Regions from separate parts of the Homo sapiens genome. Here region 2 is linked to region 1. Evidence: read pairs that join two places in POLR2A ChIA-PET (ENCODE). Cell type or tissue: PC-9. All regions are shown on one strand. Each heading gives the region's core, and the rest is flanking DNA. Links, peaks and the distances in the headings are about the cores only.

Region 1 (2,927 bases), core at 254-2,753:
AGCACAATTGTGTCAAAATCCTTTCCAATTTTTTTTTTTTTAAGAGACAGGGACTTGCTCCATCACCCAGGCTGGAGTGCAGTGGTGCAATCACAGCTCACTGTAACCCCGAACTACTGGCTCAAGCAATCCTCCCACCTCAGCCTCTTGAGTAACTGGGGCTATAGATGTGTGCCACCATGCCTAATTTTTTAATTTTTTGTAGAAATGGGTTTGCTATGTTGCCCAGGCTGGTCTCAAACTCCTGGGTGCAAGCAACCCTTTCACCTTGGCATCCTAAAGTGCTGGGATTACAGGCATGAACCACCACGCCCAGCCTCCAACTTTCTTGTATTTGAACAAAATTACTCATTTATTTTTAATATACTTAAAAATATCCTCTCTTACTGAATCCTTATAACAAATTTGTGAATTAAGTAGGAATTATCATTCCCATTTTTTCAGATGAGGAAACTGTATCTCATGCAAGTGCCTTACTGAAGTCACATGAATAATCTATATGGTGGCACTGGCTACTCATACTCATATGATCTGATCCCAAACCCTCTTCTTTCCATTATTTTTTTTTACCGTTATTTCACTAATGTACATATCTTCAGTTAGATGGTAAACTCTCTGAAGAAAGGAAACTTGTCTTAGACATTCCATGCCTTTCATTGTATATGGCATGACACTTTGCACATAGTTATGAATTGATTTATGATATACCAAGGTGGAAAACTAACTATATAAGGCTGTGTGTGGTGGCTCATGTCTGTAATCTCAGCATTTTGGGAGGCCAAGGCGGGCAGATTGCTTGAGCTCCAGAGTTCAAGACCAGCCTGGGCAACATGGTGAAGCCCTGTCTCTACCAAAAATACAAAAACTTAGCAGGCTTGATGGAACATGTCTGTAGTCTCAGCTACTTGGGAGGCTGAGGTGGGAGGATCGCTTAAGCCCTGGGGGCAGATGTTGCAGCAAGCAAAGATTGTGCCACTGCACTCCAGCCTGGGTGACAGAGTGAGACTCCATCTCAAAAAATAGAAAACTAATTATATAAGATTACTAGTATATATTATTAACAGACATTGAGACACTGAAGATTTGTAATATTAGGATTCAGAAAAGCACTTTGGAGGCAGGACAGTATAGTGGTTAAGCACATGAGCTCTACATAGGTTCCAATCCTGGCTCTGCCCATTAATATTTACATGACTTTGGGATTACTAATATATATTATTACAGAAATTGAGACACTGAAGATTTGTAATATTAGGACTCAGAAAAGCATGTTGGAGGCAGGACAGTGTAGTGGTTAAGCACATGAGCTCTACATAGGTTCCAATCCTGGCTCTGCCCATTAATATTTATATGACTTTGGGCAAGTTATCTAATCTCTTTGTACCTTAGTTTCTTTCTTGGTAAAAGGAAAATAACAGCAACAATAACAATACCCATTGCCTAGGGTTGCTGTAAGAATTAGGTGAATTAATATTAATAGTTGTGATGCATTTAGAATGATGTCTAGCACTTAGTAATCCTTATTGTTGCTGCTACTATTCTTTTGTGGTTATAGAGAATTTCCTGGAAGACTCCTGTTGATGCTGGTAGCCAAATGAGGTAGAAAAGTATCCCACAGGATGAGAGGCCATTGCAAAATGCTGGCTTTCAGGATCTCAGTTACATGGTACATAAAATAGGCTGAAGAAAATGAGGTCTTTTACACAACTCCAATTCACTCCACTGATACTGTCTGTGATTCTGACCTGACTAGACAAACAAACCTCTGTCATAGAGTAGCCTTAGAGTACTTGAGAACTTCCTAGGGCAGCCAAACCTGTAGAACAGCTGTCAGAGCTGAAGCCTAAACTCACTGATGTTATCAAATGCCTTGGTAAAATCAACAAATTAAATTTTCAAGGTGTTCCTGAATTTGTTCCATGTCTGTTCTCCTGCACAGGTCATATCCACCAATGTAGCTGCAACTTAAAACCACTCATTCATTTCTTCTTTCAATTACTGAGTGTTCAGTTTGTGCCAGGCAGTGGGGATACACAGCCTGATATGGTTCGGTTGTGTCCCCAACCAAATCTCATCTTGAACTGTAGCTCCTATAATTCCCACGTGTTGTGGGAGGGACCCAGTGGGCGATGACTGAATCACGGGGGCGGTTTCCCCCATACTGTTCTCGTGGTAGTGAATAAGTCTCATGAGATCTGATGGTTTTATAAGAGGTTTTCCCTTTAGCTTGGCTCTCATTCTCTCTTGCTTGCCACCATGTAAGATGTGACTTTCACCTTCCGCCATGATTGTGAGGCCTCCCCAGCCACATGGGACTGTGAGTCCATTAAGCCCCTTTTTCTTTAAATTACCCAGTCTTGGGTATCTCTTTATCAGCAGCATGAAAACAAACTAATACACAGGCCCTGCCTGAGGAGCCCACACCAATCTGGACAAAAAGCCCAGTGTAAGAAGTGCCACATTGGAGGTGTGTTCCTAAGGGTACAGAGCTGGCAGTATCACTGGACAGTAGCCAGAGTTTGTTCAGAGATAAGGAGTAGTCAAGTGGCCCAGGCATGCTCCTAAACATCCTGCAATACGCAGGAGTCCAAAATGTCAATGGTGCTGAGATTGAGAGAAACCCTGGGCTAGATGATCTCTAAGTGTTTCTCTAGCTCTAAAATTTCTATGTTTTCTGAAATTTCTATGTGTCTTTTGCTTCTTTTAAGCTTATGCAAATGTTTAAGTAGCAGCTTCCTTCTTTTTTAAGTGGAAGATCATCTAATAATATAGTACAACTTCCCATGAAATAGTGGAATCTGCTTGTACCATTCCTGCCTGGCTGCCAACCAAGTGATGAGAAGTTCATCACCTCAAATCTTGGGGAGAATCGCTATGGCATCCATGGTCAATTTCCAGCTCTCTGTGGGGTTGAGGGGATAGAACTT
Region 2 (2,927 bases), core at 114-2,613, 1.6 Mb after region 1:
TCATAGAACACCTAAGGTAGAGGAAGTCTTCTAAGACTATGTCTGGAGAACCTGAGGAAACAGACACTGGGGAAATTCCCATCTTCACCCTCAAAGGACTGCCTTTTAAAATCAATTTAGAGCACTGATAGCTTACTAAATAAGCCATGCTTGGCTTAACAACAGGGATACGTTCTGAGAAATTCATCTTCAGGCGATTTCATTGTGGGTATGAACATCATAGAGTGTACTTACACAAACCAGCTGGAACAGCCTACTACACGCCTAGGCGATGTGGTACATATAGCCTGTTGCTTCCAGGCTACCAACTTGTATAGCATGCTACTGTACTGAATACTGTAGGCAACTGTAATACGATGGTATGATATGTTTGTATATCTAAACATACCTAAACACTGAAGAGGTATATATACCATAAAATATGGTATAAAAGATTTCTAAATGGTATGTCTCTGTAGGGCACTTACCATGAATGGGGCTTGCAGGACGGGAAGTTGTCCTGAGTGAGTCAGTGAATGAATGGTGAGTGAATGTGAACGGCTAGGACATTACTATAAACCACTATAGACTTTATAAACACTGTATACTTAGGCTATGCCAAATTTATCAAAAAATACTTTTCTTTTTTCAATAATATATTAACCTTGGCTTATAACTTTTTTACTATTAATATATAAACTTCTTAGTTTTTAAAACTTTTTTCTCTTTTGTAATACCACTTAGCTTAAAACATTGTACAACTGTACAAAAACATTTTCCTTCTTTATATCCTTATTCTATAAGCTGTTTTCTATTTTTATTTTTTTTTCTTTTTAAAGTGTTTGTTAAAAACTAAGACACAAACACATTATCCTAGGCCTGCACAGGGTCAGGATCATCAAAATCACTGTCCTCCACCCCCACATATTGTTCCCCTGGAAAGTCTCCAGGGGCAGTACTATGCGTGGAGCTGTCATCTCCTATGGTAACGATGCCTTTTGAAATACTTCCTGAATGAACTGCATGAAGCTGTTTTACAGTTAACATTATTTTAGAAGTAGAAGGAATACACTCTAAAATAAAAACAAAAAGTATAATATAGTAACTATATAAACCAGTAACATAGTTGGGGATATTTTGTTTTCTTTTGTTTTTTTGTTTTTTGAGACGGAGTCTTGCCCTGTCGCCCAAGCTGGAGTGCAGTGGTGCCACCTCAGCTCACTGCAACCTCCGTCTCCCAGGTTCAAGCAATTCTCATTCCTCAGCCTCCTGAGTAGCTGGAATTACAGGCACGCCCCATCACACCTGGCTAATTTTTGTGTTTTTTTTTTTTAGTAGAGACGAGGTTTCACCATGTTGGCCAGGCTGGTCTCGAACTCCTGACCTCAAGTGGTCTGTCTGCCTTGGCCTCCCAAAATGCTGGGATTACAGGCATGAGCCATCACGCACAGCCAGTGACATCATGGTTTATCGAGTATTATGCGCAGTCCATAATAGTATGTGCTACACTTTTATACGACTGGGGGCATGGTAGCTTTGTTTGTACCAGCATCAGCATGATCACAAACACATGTGTAATGCATTGTGCTATTACGTTACCAGCAACTTTTCAGCTCTACCGTCATATATGCAGTCCATTGTTGACCAAGATGTTATGCAGTGCGTGACTGTACCTGAATTTTTAAAGTTCTTATAGTAATGTAAGACTCTGGTCATGATCAGAGTCTAAAAGTTGATGAATGAACGAATGACATCAAGCATGTCTCATGAGAAGTAAATATATTTCTAAATATGTAGAAAAAGTTCACCTCTTGTGCTAATTAAAAATGCAAATGAATCTAAAAAGAATATATTTTCTCATTTAATTCACAAAAATAATTTTGTGTGTGCCTTATGCTATTAAAGAGGCACTGATAGGTTATTTGGCAGAGGTTCACAGAAGCCTCAAGAATATTGTGTTCCATCAACCCAAAAATCTCATTTCTTGGAATATATACTGAGGAATAAATAAAGACCAGATGTGTTCATTTCTGTATTATTTATAATTGCAAGAATTCAAGGGCAACTAAATGTACAATAGAGAAATCAATCAAATTATGATACATCTCCTACTGGAATATTATTCAGCTCTTCAGAGTTCTTATGAAAAAAAGAATTATGCCAGGTGTGGTGGCTCATGCCTGTAATCCTAGCACTTTGGGAGGCCAAGGCAGGTGCATCACCTGAGGCCAGGAGTTTGAGACCAGCCTGGCCAACATGGCGAAACCCCGTCTCTACTAAAAATCCAAAAAAAATTAGCTGGGCATAGTGGTGGGCGCCTGTAATTCCAGCTACTTGGGAGGCTGAGGCAGGAGAATTGTTTGAACCCCAGGGGGGCGGAGGTTGCAGTGAGCTGAGATGGTACCACTTCACTCCAGCCTGGGTGAAACAGCAAAACTCTGTGTCAAAAAGAAAAAAAGGATTATTATGAAGGCTATTAAGAAACATGGGAAAGTTTTTTTATGTTAAAAAGGCAAAGTGTAAAATTGTATTTGTGTTTGATTAAAGCCATGTAAAATGATGTGTGCACAATGAAAATGACTTAAATCTAACACAGACCTGGAAAGTAATTGTATTAAGATTGTGGGATTGAGTGACTTTATCTTCTGTTTTGTAACATGTAGTGTTACCATATTGTTTTGTAATAATAAACACTGTGGTTGCTAAGTGTTACTACTCAGCCATGTTGACACTCCTGTAAGGGTTCATACATTATTCCCATTATTCACATTTTATAGGTAAATACTTGGGTTTAAGTTCAAATGGTAATATAATGAATAGCAGAATTCTTCAAGCATAACTTCTTTTCATTATTCATGCCATAAATTCTTCTCTTCTTTATTAGTCCATCCAAAATAGTAGGTTTATTTCCTTAGCATTTTTTTCTATCTCAACTGAGAAGCGCATTC

What was found. Peaks named below come from ENCODE experiments on the same cell type or tissue, not always from the same donor. Only the 100,000 strongest peaks of a DNase experiment are listed, where the experiment ranks them.
Region 2: POLR2A ChIA-PET joins it to region 1 with 5 read pairs; 1 of 35 experiments calls an interaction of 5 or more read pairs at or near these places.

The regions. Positions count from the first base shown.
Region 1 is chr11:108,522,858-108,525,784 of GRCh38, forward strand. The region is part of intron 4 of EXPH5 (exophilin 5); the gene reads right to left. Among named protein-coding and RNA genes, the nearest start is that of POGLUT3, 26 kb to the left of the region's middle. In PC-9, for the core only: no CTCF peak of the experiment used is centred there; a DNase peak (open chromatin) is centred at 1,814.
Region 2 is chr11:110,159,712-110,162,638 of GRCh38, forward strand. All of the region lies in intron 4 of ZC3H12C (zinc finger CCCH-type containing 12C), which reads left to right. Among named protein-coding and RNA genes, the nearest start is that of ZC3H12C, 68 kb to the left of the region's middle. In PC-9, for the core only: no CTCF peak of the experiment used is centred there; no DNase peak of the experiment used is centred there; H3K27ac peaks cover 183 bases.